Linked DNA regions of Homo sapiens: all the other regions are linked to region 4. Evidence: chromatin loops called from intact Hi-C (ENCODE). Cell type or tissue: endothelial cell of umbilical vein. All regions are shown on one strand.

Evidence for each region. A loop is a pair of places that touch in the nucleus more often than their neighbours do. Peaks named below come from ENCODE experiments on the same cell type or tissue, not always from the same donor. Only the 100,000 strongest peaks of a DNase experiment are listed, where the experiment ranks them.
Region 1: it touches region 4 in a loop (11-fold over the local background); 4 of 110 quality-filtered maps call a loop at or near these places.
Region 2: a loop joins it to region 4, with 6 times the contacts of the local background. A loop is called at or near these places in 18 of 110 quality-filtered maps.
Region 3: a loop joins it to region 4, with 9 times the contacts of the local background. A loop is called at or near these places in 21 of 110 quality-filtered maps.
Region 5: it touches region 4 in a loop (5-fold over the local background); 22 of 110 quality-filtered maps call a loop at or near these places.
Region 6: it touches region 4 in a loop (2.4-fold over the local background); 23 of 110 quality-filtered maps call a loop at or near these places.

The regions. Positions count from the first base shown.
Region 1 is chr13:112,330,039-112,335,038 of GRCh38, forward strand. LINC01044 (long intergenic non-protein coding RNA 1044) reads right to left here and starts at 1,187. Exons shown (of 3, transcript NR_126345.1): 1 at 1,021-1,187. It overlaps LOC124903250 (a long non-coding RNA gene), which reads right to left and starts at 3,573. Exons shown (of 2, transcript XR_007063944.1): 1 at 3,223-3,573; 2 at 2,042-2,681. In endothelial cell of umbilical vein, no CTCF peak of the experiment used is centred here; no DNase peak of the experiment used is centred here.
Region 2 is chr13:112,872,066-112,877,065 of GRCh38, forward strand. It overlaps ATP11A (ATPase phospholipid transporting 11A), which reads left to right. Exons shown (of 30, transcript NM_015205.3): 27 at 1,508-1,611; 28 at 3,711-3,876. Among named protein-coding and RNA genes, the nearest start is that of MCF2L-AS1, 94 kb to the right of the region's middle. RefSeq lists enhancers at 265-1,464, 604-1,105, 1,106-1,605, 1,227-1,276 and a silencer at 3,167-3,356. In endothelial cell of umbilical vein, CTCF peaks have their summits at 2,626 (motif pointing left) and 2,826; a DNase peak (open chromatin) is centred at 2,606.
Region 3 is chr13:112,442,212-112,447,211 of GRCh38, forward strand. All of the region lies in intron 2 of LOC105370372 (a long non-coding RNA gene), which reads right to left. Among named protein-coding and RNA genes, the nearest start is that of SPACA7, 68 kb to the left of the region's middle. In endothelial cell of umbilical vein, a CTCF peak has its summit at 1,955; a DNase peak (open chromatin) is centred at 1,920.
Region 4 is chr13:112,603,843-112,608,842 of GRCh38, forward strand. It overlaps a transcript of TUBGCP3 not described here. Among named protein-coding and RNA genes, the nearest start is that of TUBGCP3, 18 kb to the left of the region's middle. RefSeq lists silencers at 2,533-2,582, 2,613-2,842. In endothelial cell of umbilical vein, a CTCF peak has its summit at 2,740 (motif pointing left); a DNase peak (open chromatin) is centred at 2,669; H3K4me3 peaks cover 463 bases; H3K27ac peaks cover 359 bases; H3K27me3 peaks cover 437 bases.
Region 5 is chr13:112,507,747-112,512,746 of GRCh38, forward strand. The region is part of intron 17 of TUBGCP3 (tubulin gamma complex component 3); the gene reads right to left. Among named protein-coding and RNA genes, the nearest start is that of TUBGCP3, 78 kb to the right of the region's middle. RefSeq lists an enhancer at 1-792. In endothelial cell of umbilical vein, a CTCF peak has its summit at 2,437; a DNase peak (open chromatin) is centred at 2,455.
Region 6 is chr13:112,525,115-112,530,114 of GRCh38, forward strand. It overlaps TUBGCP3 (tubulin gamma complex component 3), which reads right to left. Exons shown (of 22, transcript NM_006322.6): 12 at 2,260-2,370; 13 at 1,828-1,936. Among named protein-coding and RNA genes, the nearest start is that of TUBGCP3, 61 kb to the right of the region's middle. In endothelial cell of umbilical vein, no CTCF peak of the experiment used is centred here; no DNase peak of the experiment used is centred here.

The DNA of each region.
Region 1 (5,000 bases), 270 kb before region 4:
CCTCAGCCTCCCAAAGTGCTGAGATTATAGACATGAGCCACTGCACCGGGCCAAAACATGCTTTTTAAATCACAAAGGAAAGCCGTCAGGGATGCATGTTACATGCCCCATGTTTGCATACTTACCGGAGCAGCCCCTGACAGCGCATCCTGCGGCCCTCTTCAGTCTCACCCATGGCCGAGGACCTCACCCTCTGCCTGCCGCCCCCGGGACGTAGCCTCCCACCACCCGCTCACCCTCAGTCACACTCGGCTCCATGTGAGTGACGCCTCTTGGCTGGAAGCTTCCTGGGGTCACTGTCCACATGCCACGAGGCCCCATCCCCCCACCCCACCCTCCACATGCCACGAGGCCCCATCCCCCCACCCCACCCCACGGGGCCACCCTCTTCGAAGCTCCTTCAAACACACGCCCGCGCCCCCATCTGCTCTTTCTGGAAACGCACAGAACCCTCTGCGGGAACTCAGAATGGAGCACTCGGTTCTCCCGTCATGAACGAATTGTTCCTATTGGCGCTCAGAGCGAGTGTCTGTGTTGTGGGCAAAGAGCATTAGAAATGTGTCATGGAAAGAAGAGACTTCTAATTAAAGCCTCTAACAACAGGGCCAAGAAACCGAAGGTCACGGGCGAGGCGCTCACAGCCCCGCCTTCTGCATCTCTAGACGGAGTCTGCCGAGCCAGGCGCAGCCCTGGGACCTCAGGGACCGAGGTCGAGGCTCCGTCGCGGCCTCTGCTCCCACTCTGAACTCGCCGCCTGTGGGTGCCTCCTCTTCTCCCCATGCCCCTCCTCCGACCCCGGGCCCGTGTTCCTGGCGGCTTGCGCCCCACCTGCCGCGTGTGTGAGCTCGTCCCTGTCGCCACGCTCGAGGTGGCGGTGTGGCTGCGTCGGTTCTCGCCGCCTTTGAGCCGGCCCGGGCTGCGCGCAGCCTCCCGCGTGCCTGGAGAGGCGAGTGCTGCGGGCACCACCCCTGCGCCCCGAGACCCCGGGAAACTCCTGCCGCGCCCTCTTCTTGCACTTACTCGGAGCCTGTGAGGTGTGTTCGCGGGCTTTCTGGTGTCTGTGAAAGGAACCGGGGGGACATCGATCCGTTTCAAACACACGCCTGTGTCCGTGAGGAGTCCGAGAGGCAGAGCTGGAGCGTCGCCCGGAAGCTGCCCTCTGTGGCCATGAGCGGGTGTCCAGCCCCTTCCAAGGCTGCACCGGGGAGACGCTGGTTTTCTGCTCGCTGTGACCGAACAAAGCCCCTAAGAGTCAGTGCGCGGAACAGAAGAGCCGGACCCCGACGGGCCGAGTCCCAACGTGAGGCACCCGGCAGAGAAAACACGTTCACGGCCCCAGCCTTCCGCAGCCACAGAAGAACACGCACGGGGCCACGCGGCGTTCACAAGGGATTCATGGCTGTGTTTGAAGTTTTTTTTTTTTTTTTCTTTTTTTTTCCAGTGAGACAAGTTTTACTGAAAACTTTTCCTATCTGGCTCATCAGATCTCAGGCCGTCTCTGGTGGTTTTAGCTCCTTTAATTTAATTAACTTTAAAAGAGCTGGAGAGTATTAGTAAAATATACTCCCTGGTCACAACTCCACGAATGTTAACAACCTGTCCAATTACAGGGAAGGGGGTCCCGACCCCTCGCACCTGCTAATTAAAATTGCTAATCACCAGCAATTATCTGGCCGAGCTTTAGAAACCATTTGACCCTTCGCCCACCAAGGGAGCGATGTTTGCGGCCCCTCCCCGGAGCCGAGCCAAGCTGTCCCCAGCGCCTGCCTATTAAGTGCCACTAATAGGAAATCAACAAAAGCGCCGTGACATCTGTGTAGACGTCCCAGGCCCCAGGTCTGAGTGCACAGGTGCTGGCCATGAGGCTGCCAAAGAAAGTGCCAAGAGCAGGAAATTCACCAACAATGAGGCGGACTGTGCTCGCGGCGGAATCGGCAGCCCCATCACCCGCAGCCGCGCCTTGGCCTCCGGATAATTAGGTCCCCAAACCAGGCAGCCCTTTGTCCTGAGCGGCTGGCTGGCCAAAAGCATTGGACAGGGATTTTAAAAATCTCTTCTTTTTAATGACTCTTCTCCCTGCTCAAGCATAAATGAAAGATGTTATTTTTTTAAAAAGTCCTCTGAGAGGATCTCAAATGTGTAGCCCTTATGTTGTAGGGAGAGTGGGGTTTCCTACTCTTACTGCTGGCGTGCAGAAGTGTCCTTTCATTGCTGGCTTGAAGCGGGCTCACAGAAGAGACGGTGATTGTGATCTGCTACTAGGAAAAAGTTCTGGGATAGTTCGGGCTCCCAAAAGGCAGCTTCCTGGGAAGCTCGTAGGTTTTAGCACCCCAATCCATAGGTTTCTGCAGTGCCTGCTTCTTCCCCGCAATATGATCTTTTAAAAACACCCCTCGGCCCATTCAGCAGATTCACAGACACATCACACTTTCTTTCTTGCCGTTTGAGGATGAGATGGTCTAAGTTTAGAAATTCATCCTAGGAGTGGTTTCAACAGCTCTGGATATAAAAACAGCGCAAGAAGGAAATGTAAATGTAGCTGAGTGGGACGCGTGTGATTTCAGACCCAATTACCGGCAGACTGCAAAGGAGACAGATGCAGATGGCTCCAGATGCGGGGAAGTGCGCTCCGGTCGAGGGCCGTGATTGGGGATGATCATCGCCTACAGCGGCCTTTGGTCCTTTATGAAAAAATAAAGTGAATAAAATAGTTTTACCCCATGGGTTTCAATTCCCTGCTCACCCTCTCTTGGCCTCCCCCTCCATCTCCCTGCAGCCTGGGTGAGACCTTCAGTCCGCAGGCGGGCATTGAGGCCTCGGCACAGTCTGGCCTTATTTCTACAAGGGGAGAAGGAGCCTGACACGGTCAGAGTTTTGCCAAAGCCACGGCCATTGCCAAAGTCCACTCTCCACGTGTGTCTTGGCTGGAGTGGCTGGTTTCTGGAATTCAACATGTAAAGGCACCAATGATCCCTCTGGAAACCCAGAAAAAGGCAAGTTGGAGGCTACTGCCGCGTTCCACCTGGCGTCTGTCCCCACGCCACAGCTGGGCACCTCCACCCTCCCCCCACACAGAGAGGGGACTGCCGGACACAGGCTCCAGAGAACAGGGCTGCCAAGACCTACGGAGGCCTCCCCATCCCTGTACTGGGGAACTGAGATGAAAGCCACCCCCGCATTTGTCCAGAATGAGTGGAGACTGGACTTCAGAGCTGGACCCACCTGTGGGGCTGAGCAGGGGTCGGTAGGCATTTGTTGAAGGTGTTCCTGCCCCTCCCAGCCCCTGCCTGGCTTCCGCACTAGCCCCGGCACCTGGGATCCTGCATTTTCTTCCTAATCCTTTATCCAAGGCCGAGCTTGATAGTTCTGCCTATTCTCCTTCCCCACGTTTTCCTCCCCTCTACCTAACAGGTTTCTGGGCTTCTGACCCATACCCCTGACCTCACCACAACCTTTGTTTTCAGTGTGGTAAATACATAAACCAGGACCATAATTGTTGATGATCATTCTCAAGTACTATGTACTGTACACAGCTGTCTGTGCTAGACTCTTACATGCCGGCCACGCAGCAGGTTTGTTCACACCAGCATTACTGCACCCACGTGAGTGATGCACTGTGTGACCCCAGGATGGCTGTGATGTGACAAAGCCCAGCACACACAATTAGCTATAGCAGTCATATTTGATAATGGTAACAAACGATCATGTCACAGGTTGGTGTATTTATTATGCTGTACTTCTCATCATTATTTTGGAGTACTGCTCTTTCTATATATGTGTAAGTCAACTGCAGAACAGCCTCAGACAGGTCCTTCAGGAGGTGTCCAGAAGAAGGCATTGTCATAGATGACGGCTCCGTGTGTGTCACTGCCCCTGAAGACCTTCCAGTGGGACAACATGTGGGGGCGGAAGACAGTGATGTCGACGGTCCTGACCCCAGGACCCGGCCGAGGCTAATGTGTGTGTTTGTATTTTTGTTTTTAACAAAAAAAAAATTTTTTAAGTAAAAAATTAAAAATAGAAGAAAAGCATATAGAATAAAGATACAAAGAAAATATTTTTGTACAGCTGTACAATGTGTGTTTTAAGCTGAGTGTTATTATAAGAGTCAAAAAATTAAAAGTTTATAAAAGTAAAAAAAGTCATAGTAAGCTAAGGTTAACGTATGATTTAAAGAAGAAAACTATTTTTGGTCAGTGTAGTGCACCGAAGGGTACAGCGTTTGTGAGTCACCCGTAGAGCGCAGTCATGTCCGAGGCCTTCACAGCCAGTCCCCACCCACTCCCTGACTCACCCAGAGCAACTTCCAGTCCCGCAGCTCCATTCGTGGGAGGTGCCCTGTGTAGGTGTGCCCGTTTTTATCTTTTGTACTGTATTTTCACTGTATTTTTTCTATGTTTAGATATATTTAGACACATAAGGGCTTACCATTGTGTTGGAGTTGCCTACAGTGTTCAGTAGAGTCACACACTGTGCAGGTTTGTAGCCTAGGAGTCAGAGGCTGCACCATAGAGCTGAGGTGTGCAGCAGGTGCTACCATCTAGGTTTGAGTCAGCACGCTCTACATCAGGGGTGTTCAATCTCTTGGCTTCCTTGGGCCACATTGCAAGAATTGTCTTGGGTCACATGTAAAATTCACCAACACTAATGATAGCTGATGAGCTAAAAAAAAAAAATCTCATACTGTTTTAAGAAAGTTTACGAATTTGTGTTGGGCCACATTCAAAGCCATCCTGGGCCACATGCGGCCCATGGGCCATGGGTTGGACAAGCTTGCTCCAGATGTCCACACAGTGATGAAATTGCCTAACAACACATTTCTCAGAAATCGCCCCGCGGTTAAGCAACGCATGGCTATATCTTTGGATTCCCATGTCATAACTAACCTTAAATAAACTGCCTAATTGGTGTATCATCAAAGAAGATCCACATGTAACTGAAAAGGCCATTAAAAGACTCCTCTTACCAACTGTGTATCTGAGAGAATGGAATTATCTTCA
Region 2 (5,000 bases), 270 kb after region 4:
TTTGTGAAAGAATTCAGGCTAGAATTGTTTTCAGTGGCAAGTAGCCCTCCCCCCAGCGCCATCAAAATACACTTTAATTGAAACAAATTAATGTATTTTGAAAAATTTCACTCTTTAAAGTTCAGTGAAATTATATACAGAATATATCATTATGAAATCTCAAAACCTATCAGACTGAGTCTTAAAAAGTGATACCAAAACATTCCTAAGGTGATTTTCTTAGATAGTGATGTAAACAACACCTGACTCTAAAGTAACTTTCTGGCCAGGCATAGTGGCTCACACCTGTAGTTCCAACACTTTGGGAGGCCAAGGTGGATGGATCACCTGAGGTCAGCAGTTCGAGACCAGCCTGGCCAACATGGCAAAACCCCATCTTTACTAAAAACACAAAAAGTAGCCGGGCATGGTGGCACGCGCCTGTAATCCCAGCTACTTGGGAGGCTGAGGCACGAGAATCGCTTGAACCCGGGAGGTGGAGGTTGCAGTGAGCCAAGATCGCACCACTGCACTCCAGCCTGGGCGACAGAGCGAGACTGTCTCAAAAAAATTTTAAGAAGTAACTTTCTTCAGTAGAGACATAAAGAACACCTTAATCTGAATGACTTTCTTCGGTGACGATATAAACAACACCTTGGTCTGTGGCCCGCATGCTGCCATCTGGGAAATACATCCATGGCTCCCTTACCTAGGACCCAGGGCTGTGGCGTCCCCACATTCTTCCTCTCCACTCACACTGTGAGGTGTGGCTTTGTCTTCCTGAGCAGTGTGAGGTGTGGCTTTGTCTTCCTGAGCAGTGTGAGCTGTGGCTTTGTCTCCCGAACGGTGTGAGGTGTGGCTTTGTCTTCCTGAGCGGTGTGAGGTGTGGCTTTGTCTTCCTGAGCGGTGTGAGGTGTGGCTTTGTCTTCCTGAGCGGTGTGAGGTGTGGCTTTGTCTTCCTGAGCGGTGTGAGGTGTGGCTTTGTCTTCTGGAGCGGTGTGAGGTGTGGCTTTGTCTTCCTGAGTGGTGTGAGGTGTGGCTTTGTCTCCTTAATGGTGTGAGGTGTGGCTTTGTCTTCCTGAACGGTGTGAGGTGTGGCTTTGTCTTCCTGAGTGGTGTGAGGTGTGGCTTTGTCTTCCTGAGCGGTGTGAGGTGTGGCTTTGTCTTCCTGAGTGGTGTGAGGTGTGGCTTTGTCTCCTTAATGGTGTGAGGTGTGGCTTTGTCTTCCTGAGCGGTGTGAGGTGTGGCTTTGTCTTCCTGAACAGTGTGAGGTGTGGCTTTGTCTTCCTGAGCGGTGTGAGGTGTGGCTTTGTCTTCCTGAGCGGTGTGAGGTGTGGCTTTGTCTTCCTGAGCGGTGTGAGGTGTGGCTTTGTCTTCCTGAGCCGTGTTTTGCAGGCATTGAGTCGTCATTGCTGGGTCTTGCGTTTGGTTTAGTTTCTCGTCACCCCCCGGCTCTCTGTCCTGCCCATCACGATCATTCTCACTGCTCAGATGACACCGTTAACTGCCCTTTTTTTTTTCCTTTTAGCTTGCATTGGACACACACTACTGGACTTGGATCAACCATTTTGTCATCTGGGGGTCGCTGCTGTTCTACGTTGTCTTTTCGCTTCTCTGGGGAGGAGTGATCTGGTAAATATCTGATAAGTAGCTGATAATCTGATAAATATCATGTGGTTGTTATTTTTTTATCAAGGGTTGAAGACACATTTTCCGTGCGGCCCTGTTGGTTGGGGCAAGTGTTTGTTGAATGGCTGCTGTGTGCTGGGTGTCGTGGGGTCCTGGGATACAGTCGGGGGCAAGACACCGGGGGGTTCCTGCTCCGGTGACTTGCATCTTCCGGGGGAGAAAGACGCTAACTGATAACAGCTTGTGACGAGTTATACGGAGGAACAGACCAGGATTCCGCACCAGGGGACCCATGTCAGATTGAAAGGCCAGAGGTGACTTTTCAGAAACAGTCATTTGAAACCTGGAAGAAGAGCGCCATCATCACAGCAAGTCCCAGCTGGTAACCGCCTCCCACAACGAGGCACTGGCCAGGCATTCGACAGGTCCTGTCTCACTCCATCCTCACGCCCCGCAGCAAGATGGGGCCCAGGCATGGTGGGGCTGGACCTTGCCCGCAGCAGCCTGACTCATCGGGGAGCCTCTGGTTTGGGGGAGAGCAGCAGGCACGCAGGCCCGGGCGGGAGGAGGTCCTCCGTGAGTGGGAGCCGTGGCCAGCGGAGAGGGGCCCGGACCAGGCTGCAGAGCAGGCATGGTGGCCTCCTGGACCGCCGGCCGTGAGGATCCTGGCTCGAGGCTGTCGTGGTCAGTCGAGGCAGAGCACAGCAGAGTTGAGTGGCTCTTTTAAAAACCCCACGGTGGCTGCGTGTTGAGCTGGTGAGAGCGACATAGGCAGGGTGGTCAGTCTAGAGACTGTCGCTGTAAGCCAGGAAACGACGCTGAGTGGTATGGGCCCAGGGCCAGGTCCCAGTCTCAGCCCCAGCGCAGCAGCCTCTGCCACAGCCCTCTGCAGACCTGGGGTCAGTAGCCGGCCTAGGGAAAGCCAGCAACCCACTCAGGATCCCTCAGGGCCCCTGACCTGGGCGGGACTCTCAGCCCAGGAAGAGTCCCTCCGGATTCTCTCGTTCAGCCAGCGGCCCCTGGTGGCCCCAAGTTGCATTACACAGTCTCAGAGATGACAGCCCAGCTTGGAGGGTGTCAGGCACCCTGTCAGCCCCAGAGAAACCTGCTTAGCTCTAGAGAGCCCAGCCCGGCTCTGGAGAGCCCGGCCATTCTAACAGCCCTGAAGGCGATGGCTCTGTAAGAGGAAGATTCCATCCCAAACCTCTCTGACCAGCTCCTGGGCTTTGTAGCCAAGGAGCCACAGCCCGTCAGCCTTGGTAGAACCACAGCCTCTCACATTGTTTCCTAAAACATTGACCCCACGTCTTTGATGTGCTGGGAGCTCACCATGTCACCACCGCTTGGTGATGAGACCCCATCCTCCTGCCCGCCACCAGCACCACGTGGGTGCCCCCAGCCCCATCCCAGGTCTGCCAGCAGCTGCGTGTCCCTCCCGTTACCCACCATGCCCTGCTTCCGTTTCCCTCCTGTTGTCCACACACCAGTTTCACTGTGCTTCCTGGAGCTGGGGCCCTATCTCTGTGTCTCTGCCACCATCCGTAGTGCCTGGGATGTGAAAGGCGATCAGGAAACGTTACCGGAAGGCACGTATAGACGTGGACCTGTGGGCTCGGGCTGGCTGCGGGTCACTGGTCCCTGCATCCTTGCCAGCCTCCCTCATGGAGGCTGACGCAGACGTCTTTGAATCATCCTCTTTCTGGGGAGAGAAGTCATTGCTTGCTCTGTACTGACGACCAGTGCTCGGGACGTCCTTCCCATCCGAGACTTCAAGATAGAAAAACATCCCTATTTCAATCCCTTTGTGTTTTGTTTTTTGTTTTTTTTTTTTTTGCTTCTGTGAAACTGAACTTCAGAGACTTCTATGTCCCATTTGAGATGACTTCATAGAATTCCTTCTCCCGTTCCTCTTACCCCAGCATTACCGGGAGGTTCAGTGTTCATTTTTTATATGATAAATTCAGAGCAGGCTCCGTGGCTTGCCAAGCAACTCTCACTGACAAAAGTGTAAACTCCCTGAACAGACGGCCTCTCCAGTGAGTAGAGAGGCCAGCCCCAGGGAGTACATGCCTCACCAGCGGCTTCTCTTCCCTGCCCCTCAGGCCGTTCCTCAACTACCAGAGGATGTACTACGTGTTCATCCAGATGCTGTCCAGCGGGCCCGCCTGGCTGGCCATCGTGCTGCTGGTGACCATCAGCCTCCTTCCCGACGTCCTCAAGAAAGTCCTGTGCCGGCAGCTGTGGCCAACAGCAACAGAGAGAGTCCAGGTACGGAGTGTCCCCAGCCGGGGCGGGGGTGCCTCAGGGCCCTGGCCTTAGGATTGGGAGATGACCGTTTTGAAAGACAGTGTGAAAGGTTTGGATTTCATGAAACGTGATCAGTTCAGGTATCACTAATGAGTGTCCTGACGGTGCATGATGTTAAACATCAGGTACATTTGCGATGACCGATGTCTAATTTTATGTTTCAACCTAAACAGTCATCTGAAATGAGACACAAATAAGAGAAAAAAGACTGATGCAAAAGGCAAATTATTTCATGTAAATGGAAACCTTTTTTAAAATTAATCATTACTTTAAAAGGTTGAATTACATAATTTTTAAGGATGGTAAATCTGGCTGGAAACGGTAGCATCTGTATCAGGAAATGCTGGTATTGGTGGAGCTGCTTATTTTACACACTCCCAAGTTTTAGGCACAAGCAGAATTCTGGGTCCAGGGAAGACGTGACGATGCCGAGTGTCCCCCCAGGTGCAGGGTTTGGCAGGTGTGAGGACTTAGCTCCCGGTCCCCCATCCTTTTCAGCAGCTGGCCTCTGCCTTCAAGCTCAACCCTAAATCAGAGGCAGTGACCACGACCCACCTCTGCTGCTTTACTGGGAAGCCTGCCTGTCCTCAGAGGGCCGCTGCACCTGTCACGGTCCCTCAGGACTCTATTAACAATGCAAGTTTTCAAGTTTCATCCCCGAAATTTCCAATCACTCCTTGAGGTGGAGCCCTGGACTGGGCAGTGCTGAAGCCCAATGGGGAAATGAGGGGTGGGGGCCCCTGGCAGTGGCTGCTCCTGCAGGGTGTGAGGCTCCCCAGGTGGGAGGAAGACGGGGAGTGAGTGGGGGCCGGGGCCCCAGCCCTGACTCACTCACGTAGCTCAGACACCCGGGGGCTGGCTCCCAGCGGTGCTGCTGTGCTGGGAGGGAAGACAGGTTGCCCTCCCTTGGGGGGCACAGCCTCACCCACCACCCACCTCCAACAATCAGAATGGGACCCTGGCTTGAGAGCTTTCTTGGGACATTGGTGCCGATTTGAAATGTTGAAACCGATGCCACCAGTTCCCGGCACTCCCTCCTTCATGCCTCCTGCCACAGTTTGTAAAATCAGAGCGAGCAAAACTCG
Region 3 (5,000 bases), 160 kb before region 4:
CCATCAAGGGCGGGATGAAAAGCATTTGAGGCTTCACAGGCTCTCTGGTCCCTGTGGCAACTCAACCTCCGGATTATAGCACAAAAGCACTAGAGGCCGGGTGCGGTGGTTCACCTGAGGCCAGGAGTTCAAGACCAGCCTGGCCAACATGGTGAAACCCTGTCTCTATTAAAAATATTTTTTAAAAAAAAATTAGCCAGGCGTGGTGGCGGGAACCTGTAATCCCAGCTACTCGGGAGGCTGAGGCAGGAGAACCACTGGAGCCTGGGAGGCCGAGGTTGCAATGAGCTGAGATCACGCCACTGCACTCCAGCCTGGGTGACAGAGGAAGACTCTATCTCAAAAAAAAAAAAAAAAAGCCAGCAGAGGGGATCCATGAACCACGGGCTTGGCTGTGTCCCAGGAAGCTTTATTTACAAACCTAGGTGGGAGCTGCACCCACGGGAGCTTTCTCAGCAGGAGGAGAAGCCCGCCCTGCAGTCCCTCCCTGCACGGGGACCACGGTGGGCTCCTGAGCACTTCCAGTAGGTGCGACTGCAGAACTGAACTCTTCATTTTATCTGGATGAGTTTAAATGTAAACGATCTGTGTGACTGGTGACTCCCACGCTGCCCCGCGCAGCTCTGGGAGCACAAACCTCAGGACGGGTCTCTGCAGGCCCCACCTCTCCCATGAGCCCCACCTCCACGTGTGCCCGGGGCGGGTCTCCCAGCAGCACCACCTCCTCCACCCCCGAAGCTGCTTCTTAGACCAAAGGCTTGCTCCTTGCAAAAGACTGAACAGCTGCATCGTTTCCTAGGTAAGAGGCTGCATACGAAGCTTTAGAAGGCTAAACGTGGCTGGCCCGGGAAACACTGTGTTAAAAAGATGGGACTTTTTAAGAGGCCACATAGACTTGAAAAATATTTGTAATAAAATGTTTTCCAGCTAAAGATCCCACACGATGTTTTTCAACCCAGAAAGCACTCTTACTCCTTGATCCTGAATCACTGATAGAAGAGCTTTGTAAAAGGTGATTCCGACGGCCCTACCAAGCAGATGGCCGGCAGACAGCCCCGAAACACCAGGAATCCGTCCCCGGGGCTGGGTGGAGCAGGCAGGGCTGGCCGGGAGTGAGCAACCAGGTGCTGCCAATTTCACCCTGGCCACCCCTGTCCCAGGCAACGCAGGCTCCAGGAAGGGAGTTCCAGGGTTCAAGTCTCAAAGTCAGGGGCAAGATCTTTCAGCTCGTGGGGTGGTGGTGAGGGCTGACTTAGACGTCGAAAACAGTAGGTCTGAGGAAGTGAAGGAGGTAGTTAATAATAAGAACAACGGACCCCTCCGCCACTTCTGGGGGCTGACCCAGAGCCACACGTCTCATCCACCCGAAGGCGACGGCACCAGGCAGTGAGGACACACGACCGCCACCCTGTGGTCATCACGCACCCTCCAGCCCCAAGGGCAGCCCCACGCCTGCAGTGGTGAGGGGCTCCAGGAGACAGAAGCTGTGGGACCACCCACACACGCACACACACATCACACAGAGGGGGAGATTTTCAGGAACTGGTCGGGAACCTGAGAGAGTCGACACTGCCGTTCAAGTGCAGAGCTCTCTGCAGGCAGGATTCCCTCTTCTGTGGGGACCCCAGTCTTTTTCTTAAGACGTTCCGCAGAGTGGATGAGGCCCACCCACACCACAGCCAGACGACTTTTCTCAAAGTCCCCTGAATTAACATTAATTTCATAGAAAAAGTTGTTCACAGCCGCGTCCCAGGGGCGTCTGTCCAGATATCTGGGTGCCATGGCCCAGCCAGGTTGACATGAGGATTGACCATCACCTCACCCTCCCATCCTCACCCCGCTAAACACAGGGGGATTGGCGGAGAAGCCAGGATCTGTCAGTGGACAGAGCCCAGGCTGAGCCCAGAAGCTGCAGCGCCTGGGCCGGGACCTCAAGCCCTGTCCTGCACTGCCTCTCTATGGCGGGTCCGGGAATAGCAGCCTCCTTCGTCCGGGAAGTTCAGGCTCAGCTGTGCACACCTGACAGGAGGCCGCAGGGTGGCCGAGAGCCCATCCCAGACCCATGACCCCACAGCAAAGCCCTTCATGCTGCCTTGCCCCACACAGGCCCCCGTGACCTTTCCTCCCCGGCAGATGGGGCCACAGAGGAGACCCCGAAAAGATAGCCCCCCAACAGTCCCCCATTACCAAGGCCCTGTGGCTGCACCAGAGGCCATGAGAGTGGGGGCGGTGGGCAGAGCAGACTGTGAAAGGGCTTGGGAGACATGGGGCTTGGGGGTTTTGGGTGGGGGTAAAGACTGGGGTTTGGGGTCAAGCGGGGGTCTGGGACCGTGCCTCACCACGGGATCTGTGTACACAGCGATGCACCCAGCGTACGCGGGCCCTTCCCTCTGAGCCCTCGGCCCCTCATCTGCAGGATGGGTGAGCCCTGGAGAAGCGGGCAGAAGCAGAGGAGGCAGCGAACGCAGAGCATGTGGCCTGTGACTGAGCCTAGAAAGTCCGCTCGGCAACAGAGGCTGCAATCCAGAAAGCCCCCTCGGTGACAGAGGCTACAATCTAGAAAGCTCGCTCAGCGACAGAGGCTACCACCTAGAAAGCCTGCTCGGCGACAGACACTACAATCTAGACAGCCCATTTGGCGACAGTGGCTACAACCCAGACAGCCCGCTCAGCAACAGTGTCTATGATCTAGAAAGCTCCCTCGGCAACAGCAGCTGTCATCTAGAAAGCCCGCTCAGCGACAGAGGCCACAATCTAGAAAGCCTCCTCAGCGACAGCGGCTGCGACCCAGAAAGCCCTCTCAGTGACAGTGGCTATGATCGCTCGCAACTCTGGCCCCTGGCTCTGTTGGTCAAGCCTGCCACAGCCCGGAAGCCTCTGCAGCCTCCCTGTTGCTGCTGAAAAGGACGCTGGTTGGAGAAGGACCCAAGGAAGCACCGACAGATTGGGACCGGCTCGGGGCTGACTAGCCGGGAGGCTGAGAGGCTGGTGCCCAGGCTGCCCCTTGACCCTGCTGCACCAGCGCCGCCTCTGCGTTTGGTCCTGTCTCAAAGACCGAGGGGAACAACAGAGCAGGGTGGGGGTGAGGAGACTGAGGTGAACAGAGCAGGATGGGGGTGCGGAGACTGAGGTGAACGGGTGAGGAGGACTGAGGTGAACCCACCCTTGCTGGCCATTTCCGTTTCCCCACGAGGCAACATTACTTTTCAATACTGGGTAAAGGCTGTGCGACCACAGAACCACAGATGTCAGACCCCTCCCACTCTGACCAGAAAGCCCCCTTCGAGGAGCCTGAGGCTGCCCTGCCTGCGTCCGCTTCACTCGTGTCCACACTCACAGCTTCCACCCCTTGCACCCCCCATGGAGGGGGCGGCAGGCGGCCGCTCAAGGTCCGCTCCCCGTGCCCTGCCCGCCACGCCCGCCCTCCCTCCCCGGGCTCTCCCCGCCCTGGTCCCGCACAAGCTGAGCCCCTCTGCCTTCACCCTCAGGGAAGCGGGCTCCCTGTTAGGGACTTGGAGCAAGGTCGGCCCCTACTTTCCCGCTGCCCCTCAAGATTTCACAGTGAGAAGCTGGGCTGGGGACCCGCAGGTGTTCACAGAGGCTCACTGTCACTGTCTCAACGCTGGGGTCTGTTCTGTTTAGACTCACCTCGATCCTGTACCTGGACACAGTAGGGTTCATGGTCTTTTGCTGAACTAAGCTGAGCTGGATTCCAGCCCTCCAAGGAGCCTGTGATGGGAGGGGCTGGTCTCTCCCTTGGCGAGGAGTAGGGAGGAGCCAATGGGCACAGAATGGAGACACACCCCACTCAGGTCCAGTGGTCAGAGGTGGGGCAGGGGGCCCAGTGGTCAGAGTGACGAAGGTGCTGTGTCCTGGGGAGGCTCAGCCCCTGCCAGCATCCCACCCCCTCCAGGCAGCAGCTTCCCGGCGTTCCTGGATCCCCTCTTGCCTTTAACTCCCACCTGCACGATCCAGTTCTCCCACACTCCATGCGTGTTCCTACTGAACGCCGACGGGGACAATTGCAGAAAGCCCAGGAGCCTTTAGGTTGGGTTTGCCTGCTCTTTTCTGACACCCAAGGGCTACAATAACATTTGCTTTTGAGGGAAGCTGCCATTTTTAATCAGCTGAACAGTGACCCAGCACAACAGGCTGAGTACTGCAAAGAAAAGTTTAACAGAATAAATGTGGGGACAGGCACAGAGTCCGACAAGAGTGGCCACCATGCAGGAGGCAGGTGTGTCTGGGGCAGATGGGGGAGGCTCCGCAGCGAGCCCAGGAAGCCCAGTCCTCAGCGGTGGATGGGGCTTCCGTGGCCAATACAACCCGTGTGGCTGGATTACAAAGAAGGGTGTCTAGAAGCCGCACTGCCTCTCCCAGGCACCTCTGAGCTGGTCCCAGGAGGGGCTGCTGTGAGTTAAGGAGAACAGCAGTCAGCTGGGACTGAGAGTTACGTCCAACGAGAAACGGGGGAGTCCAGGGTGTTTCTCATGTACTGAGACAGCAAAGGACCCACAGGGTGTGTGTGCACAAGCAACTGCAGCTGCCACGAGGGCCAGGCTTGTTCTGCTGGTCCAAGGAATCCAGTGGCCACAGGAAGACATTTCAGCCCCATGCAGTGCCCAGCACAGGGAGCACCGCCTCTGCAGGGGCCGGGCTCAAGGCCACACCCAAGGCCCATGTCCAGCACTCCCCAATGACCAGCACTCCCCGGACACCCCCAAGGCCCATGGCCAGCACTCCCCAGCCACCCTGCCTCCCCTCCCCGCAGACACACAGCCCCTGGGACCCTACTCCAGCACTCCCCAGCCACCCTGCCTTCCCTCCCCGCAGACACACTGGGCCCCCACTCCAGCCAGTAACTCCACCACAGCCTCCAGGGGCAGGTCAGTCCCGTCTGCCGCCTCCACCCATCCAAACCGCCCTGGTGACCGCGCAGCAGTCTCCATGCCGCAAACCCAGACACGGGCTGCGTTGTTTCCCAAAGTCCAGGGTGGTCG
Region 4 (5,000 bases):
GGAGGAAGGGAGAAGAGGGCAGAGGGAGGATGGAGGGAGAGAGGCTGTTCTGCTCTCTTGATTGATATCGATAATTGCTTTCTGCTTTCTTCATCCCAAATTGGTGCTCTTAACTCTCCTATTCTAGAAGCAAGAGCTAGAACAGAGACTGCAACACTGTCCACTTCCTCTGTTCAAATTTAGTCCTCCCTGGGATCCTATAGCAGTTTTCCAGTCAAAAAATGTGTTAATGGTGAACTCATAGAATCACTATTTCCAGTGAGAAAACAATCCAGTCAAATTCAAATGCTTTGCTCTCATTTGACCTACCAGTCTCTTATTAGGTTTCATTCCAGATCTTTAGAGTCTTGTATTATGGCTTTTTGTTTTCAATTCATGCATTCTTTTTATATTTCCAAGGTTTTCTTTGGGTATCTTTTAGTTTGAGAAACTATCTTCAAATATTCACCAACACACTTGTTTGTTTTGTTGTTGAGACAGGGTCTCACTCTGTCATCCAGGCTGGAGTGCAGTGGTGTCATCACGGCTCACTGCAGCATTGACCTCCCAGACTCGAGTAATCCTCCCACCTCAGCCTCCTGAGTAGCTGGGACTACAGGCATATGCCACCATACCCAGCTCATGTTTTAATTTTTTGTAGAGATGAGGTCTTGACATGTTGCCTAGACTGGTCTCGAACTCCTGGGCTCAAGCAACCCACCCACCTCAGACTCCCAAAGTGCTGTAATTACAGAAGTGAGCTACCATGCCTGGCCCAAATTTATTTTTATTTCATTGGCAAAAATAAGTTTTTTCCTGCTCCTAAGATAATAAATGTGCATTGAAAAATTTGGAAACCACAAAAAATACCCAAAGGATAAAAGTCAGGAGACAGCCCTGGTAATGGGTTAGTGCTGTCCACCCAGTCTCTCTCCACCGCGTGTGTGCATACACTTGTGATTGCACTACACATGATATTTTATAACCTCCCTTTTCACTCAATATCATATCTCATATTTTTCTATGTCATCAAAAAGGCTAACCCTTGGCTATTGAGGGCCTCCTAATACCCCATCACATGGATGTGCTGCTCTTTATGGGATTAATTTCCCTCTTCAAACATGACATCTGGCTTGTCTTTACATTTTTAAATTCTTCGCTATTACATATAAGAAAGTAAAAGCCATTCTAAAAGCAGCTTGGGGCCGGGCACGGTGGCTTATGCCTGTAATCCCAGCACTTTGGAAGGCCGAGGCGGGCAGATCACTTAAGGTCAGGAGTTTGAGACCAGCCTAGCCAACATGGTGAAACCCCGTTTCTACTAAAAATACAAAAAAATTAGCCGGGCCTGGTGGCAGGCACCTGTAATCCCAGCTACTCGGGAGGCTGAGGCAGGAGAATCACTTGAACCCGGGAGGCGGAGGCTGCAGTGAGCCAAGATCGCACCACTGCACTCCAGCCTGGGTGACAGAGCGAGACTGTCTTAAATGATAATGATAATAATAATAATAATAATAACAACAGCTTGGGACCCAAACCATTGGCTGAAGCCCATCTGTAAAGTCATGAATTTGGAGTAGACAATCACACAGGCTCTTTATCCCAACCTTTCCATGGAGCTCAGGCTGTCAGCCACCTCTTCAGAAGTCGGAATGCCTGGAGAGCCCTTAGTCCACGTGTCAGCTGCGCCTCCGTCTTCTGCCTCCACTTTGTCCTCCACCATTTGACCAGGCAGTGCTGGGAAGCAAGGAGGGGACCAGGCTGGAGCCTTAAGTCCTGGCGCAGCTGTCGACCGTCAGTGCGGCCACTGCAAAGCGATGTAAATGTCCCAGAGTGGGGCAGCTGGTCGGTAAGACGATGTCACAGACGCCTGGGAAGAGGAATGCACTGGATAAAACGCTGCGTCACTGAACTCTTATTCACAGCCCTGAGCATCCGCCTTTGATTATATTCATAGCCTTGAGGAAGAGCTAGAGATGAGGCATCTTTCCTCACGGAACAGCCGACACAGATATTACAGCCTGGCTTTGGGCTTCAGGAGACGGGCTCAGAGACATCAAGTGCTCTGCCCAAGATCACACAGCAGTGAGTGGCTGAGCAGAGGCCAGACCCCTCCCGCAGCCACTTTGTAATGGCGGCTACAATCACCGAGACGGGCTGAATTTCAAAGCCTCTATTTAAACAATGATGAGCTACAAAATGCATTCTTACTTCTTAGGTTAACACTTTACTCATAAATTAGGAGATTAAAAAGTCGATATAAAATGTATAAAAAATCTTCACCAGATGACTTCCACCGTGTCAGGAAGCTGCTATTTCTGTTACGTTTTACTGTTCTCTTCCCCAAATCCCTGGCGTGTTGCCTGGAAATTCGCGATTTTCTGTAACTCTTCTTCTAGCTCCGAGGATTTCGTTTGAAATTCCTGCCGCAGTCGGAAACATTTTGGAAGACCGCATTTGAGCATTTGATGCAGAAAAAACACACTCCCGGTTACCAGCAAGATCGCTGTGGGGAATGAGGCACTCGAGAAAATCTACATTTGGCTCTGAATTTTCTCAACTTCTTTCCTTCCTCTAGGGAAACAGAAGCGCGGAAAGGCGCCCTCTCCTTCCCTCAGTCTGAGGCTCTTGCCCGCCAGGCCCTTCCCGACTCCGCCCAGGCCACGGGCTGCCCCACCCACACCGGCCGCCTGAGGGGAAGCGGCGGCACCGCCCGCGCGGGTCCGGCCCTGAGGCGGCCTGGTGCTGCCCCCTGCCGTCCAGCGGGAATCGCAACCGATTTCAGAGACGAAATCTAAGAGTAACTGTCAGATGATTAGGAGGGTTCTCCCAGTTCTACAAATGAGTCTATTTGATCGTGGTCCACAATCTTTGCCTGACTGAAAAAGGCGGTTTTCAGAATGCGGAGGAGCTCGTTCCACCCTGCACGAGCAAGAGAACGTTGGAGGCTGCAAGGTGCCCTGCAAAGCCCTTCAGAAAGTCCTGGTGAAATCCCAGTGCCAGAGACGACTCCGAGCGAGATACTGCTTTGGACTTCCGTGTTCCAATCCTCAAAGTAGATTTCACTTGCAGGATTTTGAGAGGTTTAAAAAATACCTGGCAGGCATGTAAAAATGGCAGCAGTAAAAGAGGGTATGGAATTTTTATTTGTAGATTTCAATATATGAACTTTTTCAAGATTACATGAATAAGATCAATAGAGAGATTCACTTTAGCATACTGAGTCTGTTTTTAAATGAACCTTAATTTAGCATTATACATATGTCAGGATTGCATTATTTTATATATTAAAACTAATCCAAGATTAATGGGAAAATAGAGAATCTAAATTTATCCAATTATTTCAATAGTAGTACTTAATAAAGCTCCGGCTGTAGAGATTTATTGATTCGGCAAACAGAGATGGTCTCATCTCCACAGCACAAGAAACCCTGTGCATCACAAATGAGTTTCACGGGTTTAAAGTAAAATTTCTAGTAGCTGTTTTTTAAAAGTGTAAAATTAATTAATTAAGATTGTTTTATCTTGTATCTTACTTTGCAACCAGTAACATTGTGGCTTCAGAGCCACAAGTCCTAAATTTGAATCCAAGGCTGGCCTCTAGGCAAACACCTCTCAGATGCTAGATGGTGCCTTTGAAATAAGCACGTGTTATATAACCCAGTGTGCACAGAGGCCTCATGCCCACAAACTGTTGCTACCTGGGAATGTCAGATAGTCCTGCCTGCCACTGTCACCCCTGAACTGTATGACTTGTTTCTTCTCCTATGGCCTTGACTCTTGGTTCTTGACTCTGGTATTCACTTGGCCCTGGTGTCATCCATACTAACATGTTGTATATAAGATGCATGTGTACAGTGAGTTTTTATTTTTCTAATTACAAAATGAATAGATGTTCATTAAAAAATTACACCTTGCTGAAATCTGAACTAGACCAGATTAGCCTTGCAAGGCTCTGAAAACCAAATTGTTACTGGAATTACAGTTCACAAAAATAGGCCAGGTCCTATACACTGAACCTAAACAAAGCTACTGTCTGTTAAAAATCAGAAACTTAAATAGGATCAAGAATCTTGGCATAATATTAAAAGTGTGCAGGATACAAGCAAATATTGCTTGTCACAACAAGAAGCAGGAGAAACACAACTTGAATAAGAAAAGACAATCAGCTGACACCACAGTAAAGTAAATCAGAAGGTGGAGTTATAAGATGCTCAAAGCAGCCACAACAATGCTTCAACAAACAATTATGAACTCAGTTGAAATAAATGAACAAATAGGAAACTTAGCAAAAACGAGAAATTATTTTAAAAGGACCAAGTAGAAATTATAGAACTGAAAAGTAAAATAACAGAAATGAAAACATGCTAAATGAGCTTAATAGCAGAATGGAGACGAAAGAGGTTAGAACCAGTGAACATGAAGACTGAGCAATAACATTTACACTCTGAACAACAGAAAGAAGATGGACTAAAAAAAATGAACAGAGCCTCAGGGTCTATGGGGCAGTAAGAAAAGATCTAACATTCACAGCATTAGAGTCCCATAGGAAAGGAGAGTGTGGGGCTGAAAAGAAATTATATCTGAAAACTTTCCAGATTTGGCAAAAGACATAAATCTACAGATTCAGGAAACTGAGAGAATGCCAGTTAGGATAAACCCCCACAAATTCACACCAAGTCACATCAGAATAAAACCTTTTCAAAGACAAAGAAGCAAGCTTAGAAATCTGAAACCATGGAGTCCAGGAGGAAAGGAGCTGAAAGAAAAAGACTGTCGGCTGCAAATCCGAGACCTGGCAAAATGAGTCTTCAGGAGTAAAAGGGAAATAAAGACATTCTCAGACAAAGGAAAACTAACAGAAATGGGCTGAAAGAAACCTGCTGAACAGAAAGAAAATGTTAAAAGAAGACCAAAAATTGATTGGGCACAGTGGCTCACACCTGTAATCCCAGCACTTCGGGAGGCTGAGGCAGGTGGACACCTGAGATCAGGAGTTTGAGACCAGCCTGGCCAACATG
Region 5 (5,000 bases), 96 kb before region 4:
TTTTGCTAACGTCTTCTACTTTTCACTGTTGCGCTATTTATGAAACCAGGAATTTTTTTCTCCGGCTTCAAATCAGTCTGAAAGTAGATACACAGTGATTAGTGATTAAATCACTAATTCTATTTCAGAATCTCTTGATTTTCTTGAGTGTACAATTTCTCTGATTAATGTTCTAGATTCTTTAATGTCACACTGGGAAATAAAAATGCTACTGAATGGCCACAAAACAAAACAAACCCATCTACCAAACAACACTGTCATGCAATGCTCAGTGTCAGCCTAAACTCCTGACATCCCACTCCAGCCCATCCCAGTGCTGCCTGGGGCCTTCCCCTTCTCTCCCTCACTCCCAGCCTCAGCATCCCGCAGCCCTGGCCCCACCAGGTTTGCATTGCTTCGCTGTCATGGCTTTGGCTCTGCCTGTATCCCTCGTGCCCCCTAGTCACTCCAAGCCCGCCTCTCCCTCCTAGCACACACTTAAAAGGCCAACCCGTATCCCCTCACTCTGAATCCATCTATTCCTCCTCTGTGATTTTCAGCCTCCCCCTCCTTCTCCATATCGGCATCTCAAACAGCCTTCCAACAAACAAAGCGTCTAACTTCGTTAGAAGTTTTGACTTTGATTTTGCCCAACTCTTCTGTAGTATATCTTTAAATTTTCAGATGCCATATGGCAGCCCAGAAGGGGCCTGTTAGTTGAAAAGGTATCGTGCACCACGACAGACAGGTCTACAGCCCCCACCCCAACCCCATCTTCCTCCTAGCCACGGCACCCTGTGAGACTGCAGTTCCCACGCACTGATGTCCCTTCCACATTCCACTCCACAACTTCAAGTATCATCCAGGCTGATGACATCTAAAATCTTTACCTCTAGTCTAGATCTATCTTAAGTTTAAGATCAGTCTGATTAATGGCCTCACAAGGTATCCTAAAAAATACTCAAATTAGCGTATTTGAATGGAATCACTATCCCCCCCAAAGAAGCTCTTCCTCCAGTGCTCCCTGGGTGGTAAAAGATGCCACCACCCACCAGGTCCTCAAGTCAGAGACCCAGGTGCCACTGAGACTCCAACCACCTCCTGGCCTCCGTACACGCATCACCTGGTCCTGCTGGCGCCACAGCCCAAGCCTCCCTCAAATCCATTCCCTTCCCTCCAGCCCCGCGGCTGCTGTAACCATAAAGGCCAACGTCACCGCACACGGATTATTACAACTGGCTGCCCTGCTAATCACCACGGTCGCGCCCCAGGTTCATTATTCTCAACTACCTGAATCCAGACCTTCAGGACGTGCTCGTGGCTGGGCTCTCCAGCCCCATGTTGCAGCACAGTCCCCCTCCACAGCTTAGCTGAACATGCTGCTCTCCTCCCCACTGACCCGAACAGCTCATCCTCACCTGTCAGGGGCCAGCCTGGACACCATCACCTCTGGAGCCTTCTGGAATCACCCACGTCTGTCAGATGCCTCATTTAAACATTCCCATGCCACTTGGATTTTCCCGTATCGATTGACTGTAAGATCCTGTGTAAACATCTGTTCTGCCCTAATAGGCCATGAGCTGCTTGGCCACAGGGAGCTGGTTTGTCACCTTGTCACTGGGAGCCAGCAACAGGGAGCACTAAGTGGGCCCTCAATGATGATTTCCTGAAAGAATGCGTGATGTTGACACTGGACGTCAGAGCAGGCAGTCTGCATTCCTCCAGATCTTGAGTACTCAAACTCACACCTTTCAAAAGGTTTCTATAAGCAAGGTCAATTTAGCAACAATGTGAATATAGGTGTTCTTTCCTTTTACAGTCTTAAAGTACTACCAGCGAATACAGTTTTCCTTCTAGAAAAATCATCTTTTATTGTGTCTACAATGAGTACGGAGGACAGTATCTTCAATGGTCTTCTTTTGAGACAAAGCCCCTTGACAGTGAGAGACATATGGTTGCTGCTGAGGACGCTGCTACTGAAAAGAAACCTCGTAAAACCATCCACATGACAGAAGTCTGAAATCCCTACAATATCACAATTATTTTTCTTTCCCAAATGAGAAATTAAACACTACAGGCAATAGTATTTCTGAACTTCTAACTACTCTAAGGCTGTAATGACTATGAACTCAATTCACAAGGCACAATTAGTCCTTTAGTTCCTAAAAAATTCCATTTACACCTGCCAACATGCCTAGGATCTCTTTACCCAGCACTCTGAAAATATATTTTAGGCACATGTTTTAAATGTGTTTTTATGGCTGACCCACAAGTAACTATATAATTATAAGAATCCCAAAAGCAAAGCAACATTGGCAATAAGGTCCAATGAATACAGGATGCACATCTCCTGCAGGGCCGACGCCACACTGGACGGCCGATACACAAAACTGGGCAGCCACTATCTCCTCCCGCTTGGGCAGCAGCTAAGTGCCAGGCTCTTCTGTAATTCTCCACTGACCCCTAAAGGCTGTCGAAAGAACTTCAAGTTTGACTCAAACACCGGCTCTTAAGGACTTGTTCAGGCACCTTCCGCCAGAACCCCCTCACATGCGGAGATGCCCCTATAGATAGCATCGAGTACTGCTAAACATGATATTTGTTTTTTTTAGAAAAGACCTTAAAACAATTTGTTCACAATTTCAAAATCACCTCCTCAACCCGTATTTATGTATTTAAAAGTGACCTTACTGTATTTAAAAGTGACCTTATCAAAGTACCCATCTGATCTATTTTTCTCAAGACTAAGGATCCAGATGACATTTGTTAAGACCTAGGATTGTTTTCAAAGTCTCTAACCACCTTTGAGGATCTCATCCTTACATCATCGGCATTCCTGCTCTCCCAGGCAAGTAATCACGGCAACAGTGAACTTGGGGGCACTCACCACAGGCAGGTGCTGTTCCAAGTACTTTCACTCAGACTTAATCCTGCAACACTAGGAAGTAAGTGCCGTCGCCACCTCATCCCCCAGATGAGGAAACTGAGGCAGAAGATCAAGAAATCAGCTGAGGCCACACAGCCTCAGAGACAGGTGATGGGGTGGGGACTCCCCCAGGCAATGTAGCTCTAGCACCAACGGCTCAGCTTAAAGTTTCCATCAATTGGAGCCAGGCACCTCCAATCTGTATTTGTATGTTTCACTAAGGATCCAAAAGACTTTTGTTAAGGATCTTTTGGCTCCTTAGTGAAACATATGAATGATGAGTGAAACATACAATGAAAACAGCAAGCACACCTCCTGCAGGGCCAAGGCCACACTGGACAGTTGATACACATTAAGGATACAAAACACAGGATACAAAAACACAGATAGATACACAAAGAAATTTTTAAAGAGAAAAACTTCAACTCATCCTTTATCATTCACTGAGTCTAAGACACTGTCATTTGTAAGATGAATCGTTATTATATGAATCATCAAGAAAGTAAAACAGTTGCCAGTCACACTGACAGACACCCTGACCACAGTCCTGTGCGGGAAACACCCTCTGAACCCACCGCTCAGATGGGCCCCTCACAGGGCACTGCTGGCCCGCGGGCACCTGCCTTTCCTGGTAAGATAAAATCTGCGGTGCTGCTTTACATGGAAAAGTGGCATTTTGGTTCTTCTCTCAATAATAATTATGTGCTTCATGGATTTCAAATTTATGCTCCACTGCTATTTCTACACCTTTCTGCAAACACAGCAACTTTTCATTTCAAAATAGAGCCAGGGTGGATCCAGGGTGTAATCTTTTTGAAGGCAATGAACCGCAGCTGGGCCGGTACTAAAGGCTGTGCTGCCGGAGCACAGAGCCCAGCTCCAGGATCCAAGAGGAGCTGGGGCCAGGTTTACGCAGCTGCAGGCCACAGGAGCCTGCAGCTCCACAGACTTTAAGACACATTGAGAACATGAAAGCAATGTGTATCTTAGAAGTGATACAATATGGTTAAAAGGAAAACCAAAAAAAAAATGTAGTATGAGCTATTAAACCTTCATTTACCTTATTATTCGATATATTGGGCCAAAACCAAATTTGGGCCAATCCAACCTTTTCAGATTCTGGGTCTCAGGCTGCTCTCCACTATACACTAGGGAGGTTTGACTGTGGTATCTCCGAAGTGCCTTCTACTTGAAAGCTTTCTAATTATAAGGGACCTGCTGGTTCAGATGTGGCCCCACCAAGCTATTTCCACAGCCAGACACTGCTCTCCAATACCTACACAAGGAAGCACTTACTCAGACACTCGTTCTCTCGAAAGCACATTTCATTCAGTGGGATTAGAAAAGATAAAGGAAAACCTGTAACTTATTATCATTACATTTTAGACAAGAAATAATTGAGTGTCTAGTGTACAAGCTCTAATTTTAAAATGTAGTATTATTTACATCTCATTTTAAGCTAGTGGAGTTCCATCATCTTAAACAGTGGCTGAGCACAGTAGCTCACGCCCATAACCCCAATACTTTGGGAGGCCAAGGCGGGCAGATCACTTGAGGCCAGGAGTTCGAGGCCAGTCTGGCCAACATAGTGAAAACCCCATCTCTGCTACAAATATTAACACAAAAAATTAGCTGGGCATGGTGTACATGCCTGTAATCCCAGCTACTCAGGAGGCTGAGGAATGAGAATCGCTTGATCCTGGGAGGCGGAGGTTGCAGTGAGCTGAGATCACACCACTGTACTCCAGCCTGGGCGACAGAGCAAGACTCTGTCTCAAAAAAAAAAAAAAAAAAAAAAAGGCCCAGACACAGTGGCTCACGCCTGTAATCCCAGCACTGGGGGAGGCCAAGGTGGGCAGATCACCTTAGGCCAGGAGCTTGAGACCAGCCTGGCCAACATGGTGAAACCCCACCTCTACTAAAACTACAAAAAATTAGCCAGGCGTTGTGGCGGGCACCTGTAATTCCAGCTACTCATGAGGATGAGGCAGGAGAGTAGCTTGAATCTGGGAAGTGGAGGTTGCAGTGAGCCAAAATCGCACCATTGCACTCCAGCCTGGGTGACGGAGTGAGACTCCATCTCAAAAAAAAGGTA
Region 6 (5,000 bases), 79 kb before region 4:
TGAGGTCCTAGTCTGTCTCTCTTTAGTCTGTCACATTATTAAATAATAACTTTTTATTTTCACTACAATCTTTAGATAAGTCTAATTCGTCCTATTTCTCTTCTGCACTTCCATGCACATTATTCCTTTGTCCTGGGCTGCGCAATAACCCACAACCAAATTCTCCTCCTTCTCCATGGCCAGTGCAATTCCTGCCTCTTTCCAAAGCCTTCCTGTTGAGCCTTGCCTGAAAATACCCAAAGCGCTTCACCTGCACATCTCACGTCCCTGATCACTTTCACCTTTATTACTGACTACTGGTTATTTTACTACACATCTCCTCTCCAAGACCAGACTAATAAGCTCATGAAAGGAACAGTCATGGTGAAGTCATTGTCTCTTTCCTGTAGCTACCACAGTGTCCTACGCAAAGTAAATCTTTTGAATGAACCATGACAATATAAATAGCAAATACAGCCAAAACTGGAGAGCTATAAATATAAGTTAGCCATACACAAAACATCATGAAATTACTGAGGGTGGGGCAGGCGGCAAATGGGGAAAAGGAAGAGAACGAGGGAAAGCCTCAGCACTTCCCACAGGCTGAACGCTCATGCGACATTCTGAATGCAATAAACACAATAAGTGCAATAAGTCCTGGCTCTTCTCCAAACAAAGCCTTTGCATCCCAAAGAATAGGCTACCATTAGCAATATTTTTTCTGTTATTTCTTATTTTGGCACACTGCCACTTTATCATTTTAAAACAGCTATACCTATTCCAACACTTACTGTATAACTGTATAAAAAGGAAATTAAAAATTTACACAGTACTATATATATACATACATAATACTATGTATTAAGGTGTATCAGAGAGTAATTCTAATAATCTATAAATCCTATGGTACAAAAAATACTTTTAAGTAATCTGTAATATCAGCACATCATCATCACCTCCACTATCATCACCGCTATCACCATCATCATATCATTACTATCACCATCCATCACAATTATCATTGTCATTACTATCATCACATCACCATCATCATTACCACCATCATCACCATCACTATCATCACCACCATCACTGCCACCACCACGCCATCATCACCACCATCATCACCACCCATCCCCATCATTATCACTATCATTACACCATCACCATCATCACCACCATCATCACCATCAACATCATCAACACCATCACTGCCACCACCATGCCATCATCATCGCTGTCATCACCACCCATCCCCATCATCACTATCATCACACCATCACCATCATTACCACCATCATCACCATCAACATCATCACCACCATCACTGCCGCTACCACGCCATCATCACCGTCGCCACCCATCCCCATCATTATCACTATCATCACACCATCACCATCATCACCATCAACATCACCACCATCACTGCCACCACCATGCCATCATCACCACCCATCCCCAACATCATCACATCACCATAATCACACCATCACCACATCATCACCATCATCATCATCACCATCATCACTACCACCAGCACACCATCATCACATCCCCATCATCCATCCCCAACATCATCACATCACCATCATCACACCACCATCATTACCCCCATCATCATCACCATCAACATCATCACCACCATCACTGCCACCACCACGCATTCATCATCGCCATCATCACCACCCATCCCCAACATCATTATCATCACATCACCATCATCCCCATCATCACACCATCACAATCACTACGTCATCAACATCACTGTTACCATGAGTATCACCATCCTCACATCATCATCAACATCACACCATTGCCATCATCACCACCCCACCAGCATCATCATACCGTCCTGGGGTGACTCTGCAGACTTGGTCACAGCTATCATCTTTGTAGTGGGAGTCTGATCATGACAAACTTGGTGCAAGAAATTTATTGATTTTCCTATCAAAAGGACCTAAAAAGAAAAACATTCTATGATTACTTTTATGTAAATTTAAAACGACTGCCCAAATCTACAAATATTCGTAAGCTACAAATTGGCTATTGATTGAAAACTAACAAGAGCATCTGCTACAGTATGGAGCGAATTCTAGTAACTCAAAGATATATTGAACACATACTATACTGATGTATTCAATTAACATGCACTTACTTCATCTCCAGAACGTTAACAATCTCAAAACGCATGAAATTTTAACTGAAAATTGGTTTTGTCACATAATCTAAGTATACATAGCCATAAAACATCAAAATCACAAAAATCTCTTCTAATCCTACCTTCCTAGACTGATCCATCGTCATAAACGAAGGAATCATCGATTTCCTCAAAGTATACTTGTCGTGCCACAGTCGATCTGTTTTAACTGTTGGATCTGATGCTACAAAAAACTGAAAGCAAAGGGGCATGGAAATGTTCAAGAGTGATATTTATGGCAAAATATTAACCAACAGCAACATCAAAGAGTAAGTTATTCTAGAAAGCCAAGTTCTCCAGACACAGGGAGTCTTACCTATTTATACAATAAAACTTGTATGAAACACAGAAATCTCTCTAAATTGAACTATGTATTTCCTAAACTTTTAAAACTAAAGTATAACAAAAACAAGTTATGTCTTCCTTGGAGATTCAGAATGTCCATTAGTGCCTCTGCAGCATAATACTGAGGCTTCCTGGGCCACACGGAGCTCTTCCTCAGTAACGGTGCAGGCTTTTGGGGTTCCCCTCCCTCACAGGCAGCAGCTGTGTGTCTCCTCCCATCAGTCTGCCTGCCCTTGCAGTCTCTCTTTTGCAAAGCCCCAAAGCCTGGAACACAGAGGTGCCCAGGCCGGCGTCCTCTGTTCACAGACAAGTCCCAAGCTCTATGGGCAGACCTTGCTGTACATGTACCCATGTGTACAAGGGGCCAGCACCAGCCAGGTGGCACTGTAGAAGTGACCCCTGTGTGGCTCCCCCAGGAACCATCTGTGCTCAGGAGCTTTCTTCCTCACTGGCATGCAGCTCCCCTGCCCTGACCCTGACGGGCACCTACATCACTGCCGTTAGAAAGGAAACTGAGCAGTAAGGAGAAAATTCAATTGCTGTTGCTTCCAGTTTATTTGCCACTACAACAATGCAGCCATTCTCATTTTTCAATCATACACCCTAATAGAATTGCACTTTTATTTCTATAAACTTGTTTTATAAAAGCACAACTGCTGAATTAAAGTAGCTTTTAGTTTTTATAGACAATGCCAGGTTTCCTTTCCACACAGCTGTGTAGACTGACGCTCCCACGGGCAAGATGTCCTGTTTTTGCATCCTGGCTCATTTTAGATTTTGCCAGTCAGGTGGAATCATGGTTATCCTATATTGCTGTCATTAACCAAAAATGAAGCCGAGCATATTTTCATAGTTCTAATTGCCATTTGCTTTTCTTCTCCTGTGAATGGTCTTTTCATGCCCTTGACCCATCTTGCTATTCATTTTGTTCTCTCATCAATATACAAAAATTCTTTGTACATTAGGAATAGTGACCATTTGTGAATCATTAAATATTAGAGATTTAATTTTTCCAAGTTAATCATTTGCCATTGTTTATAGTATGGTCCATATTTTAGTTCTGATCTATTTTTTTGTTATATGTAGATAAATGTCAGTCTTCCTTTATGGTTTCTGAGTTTCCTGTCTTCCTAAGATCTTCCCATTCCTAGATTATGAAAATATTGTCCATCATGTTCTTTCAGTATTTCTATTGAGTTATTTTTATTACCTAGATCTGTTTTTTTTTCTTTTTGAGACAGGGTCTCACTCTGTGGCCCAGGCTGGAGTACACTGGCATGATCTTGGCTCACTGCAACGTCTGCCTCCCCAGCTCAAGCCATCCTCCCACCTCAGCCTCCCAAGTAACTGGGACCACAGGAGCACACCACCATGCCTGGCTAATTTTTTGCATTTTTGGTAGAGACAGGGTTTCACCATGTTGCCCAGGCTGGTCTCAAACTCCTGAGCTCAAGCGATCTGCCTGCCTCAGCCTCCCAAAGTGCTGGGATTACAGGTAGGAGCCACCATGCCTGGCCTATTACCTAGATCTTTAATTCCTCTGGAACTTGGTATAATCCTGGCACACAGTATGTTATAAGGGGGAAGTCTACGTCTTCTCCTGGATGGCATTTTTTTCTTTACTGGCCGAGCCGGCCCCATTTAATGAATACACCATCCTTTCCTCTGAGCTAAGGATGCCTCATCAGGAATTGTTAATATCACCAGAATTAATTATATCAACAGATTAAAAGAGGAAATCATTTGACTATATCAAAAAATGCTGAGGAAGCATCTGATAATGCCTCTATTTACATTCTCCAATGATGACCAATTCGTTTTTTATGATCATGAGAGCGTGGATTTAAGCGTGTCCAGTGCTTCCTCCATCACAGTTATGCTCTTCCTGGGGCTCCCCATCTCCTATGTGGGGAGGGGGAGCCTCTTCAAGCCGCTCCTGCGTCCTTCACCCTGGACCCCAGTGGTCTGCCCTACTTTTCTGCTATAGATGGTGCTCTAGGCTTAGCTCTGTCTCTCCCAATACCTAGAATCAGCCACTTCTCCAAGGAGCCCTACTTCCTTTGAGGGAGAAATGGTACCGGGACCATGACCTCAGCACTTGGCAGTATTTTCAATTAAAAGCCAGAAGGCCTAAGACTCAGCACTGCCCTGTGATGCATGGCAGCTGAGTTCTCCAGTCAGACTGTAAAACACATTTCAGTCGTATCACACCCAAAGTGCCTTTTTGGTGATCTTTCCATAAATTCCAAATATCTTTAAAAATTACATAGCAATACAAAATTAACGATCTCTTAGCAAAATGTAATGGTCAAAAGTAACCCAAGAAGCAAGAGAGAGAAGACCCTGAAAACGGTATCTTCAGAAGAAACTGGAAATATAAAATGCTACCACTAAGGCACAGGGTTACTAACACTTTTTAAGACATAATTCTCAGGTTGCTTAACGTATTCTAGGCCACAGAAATACACATAGGATGGCC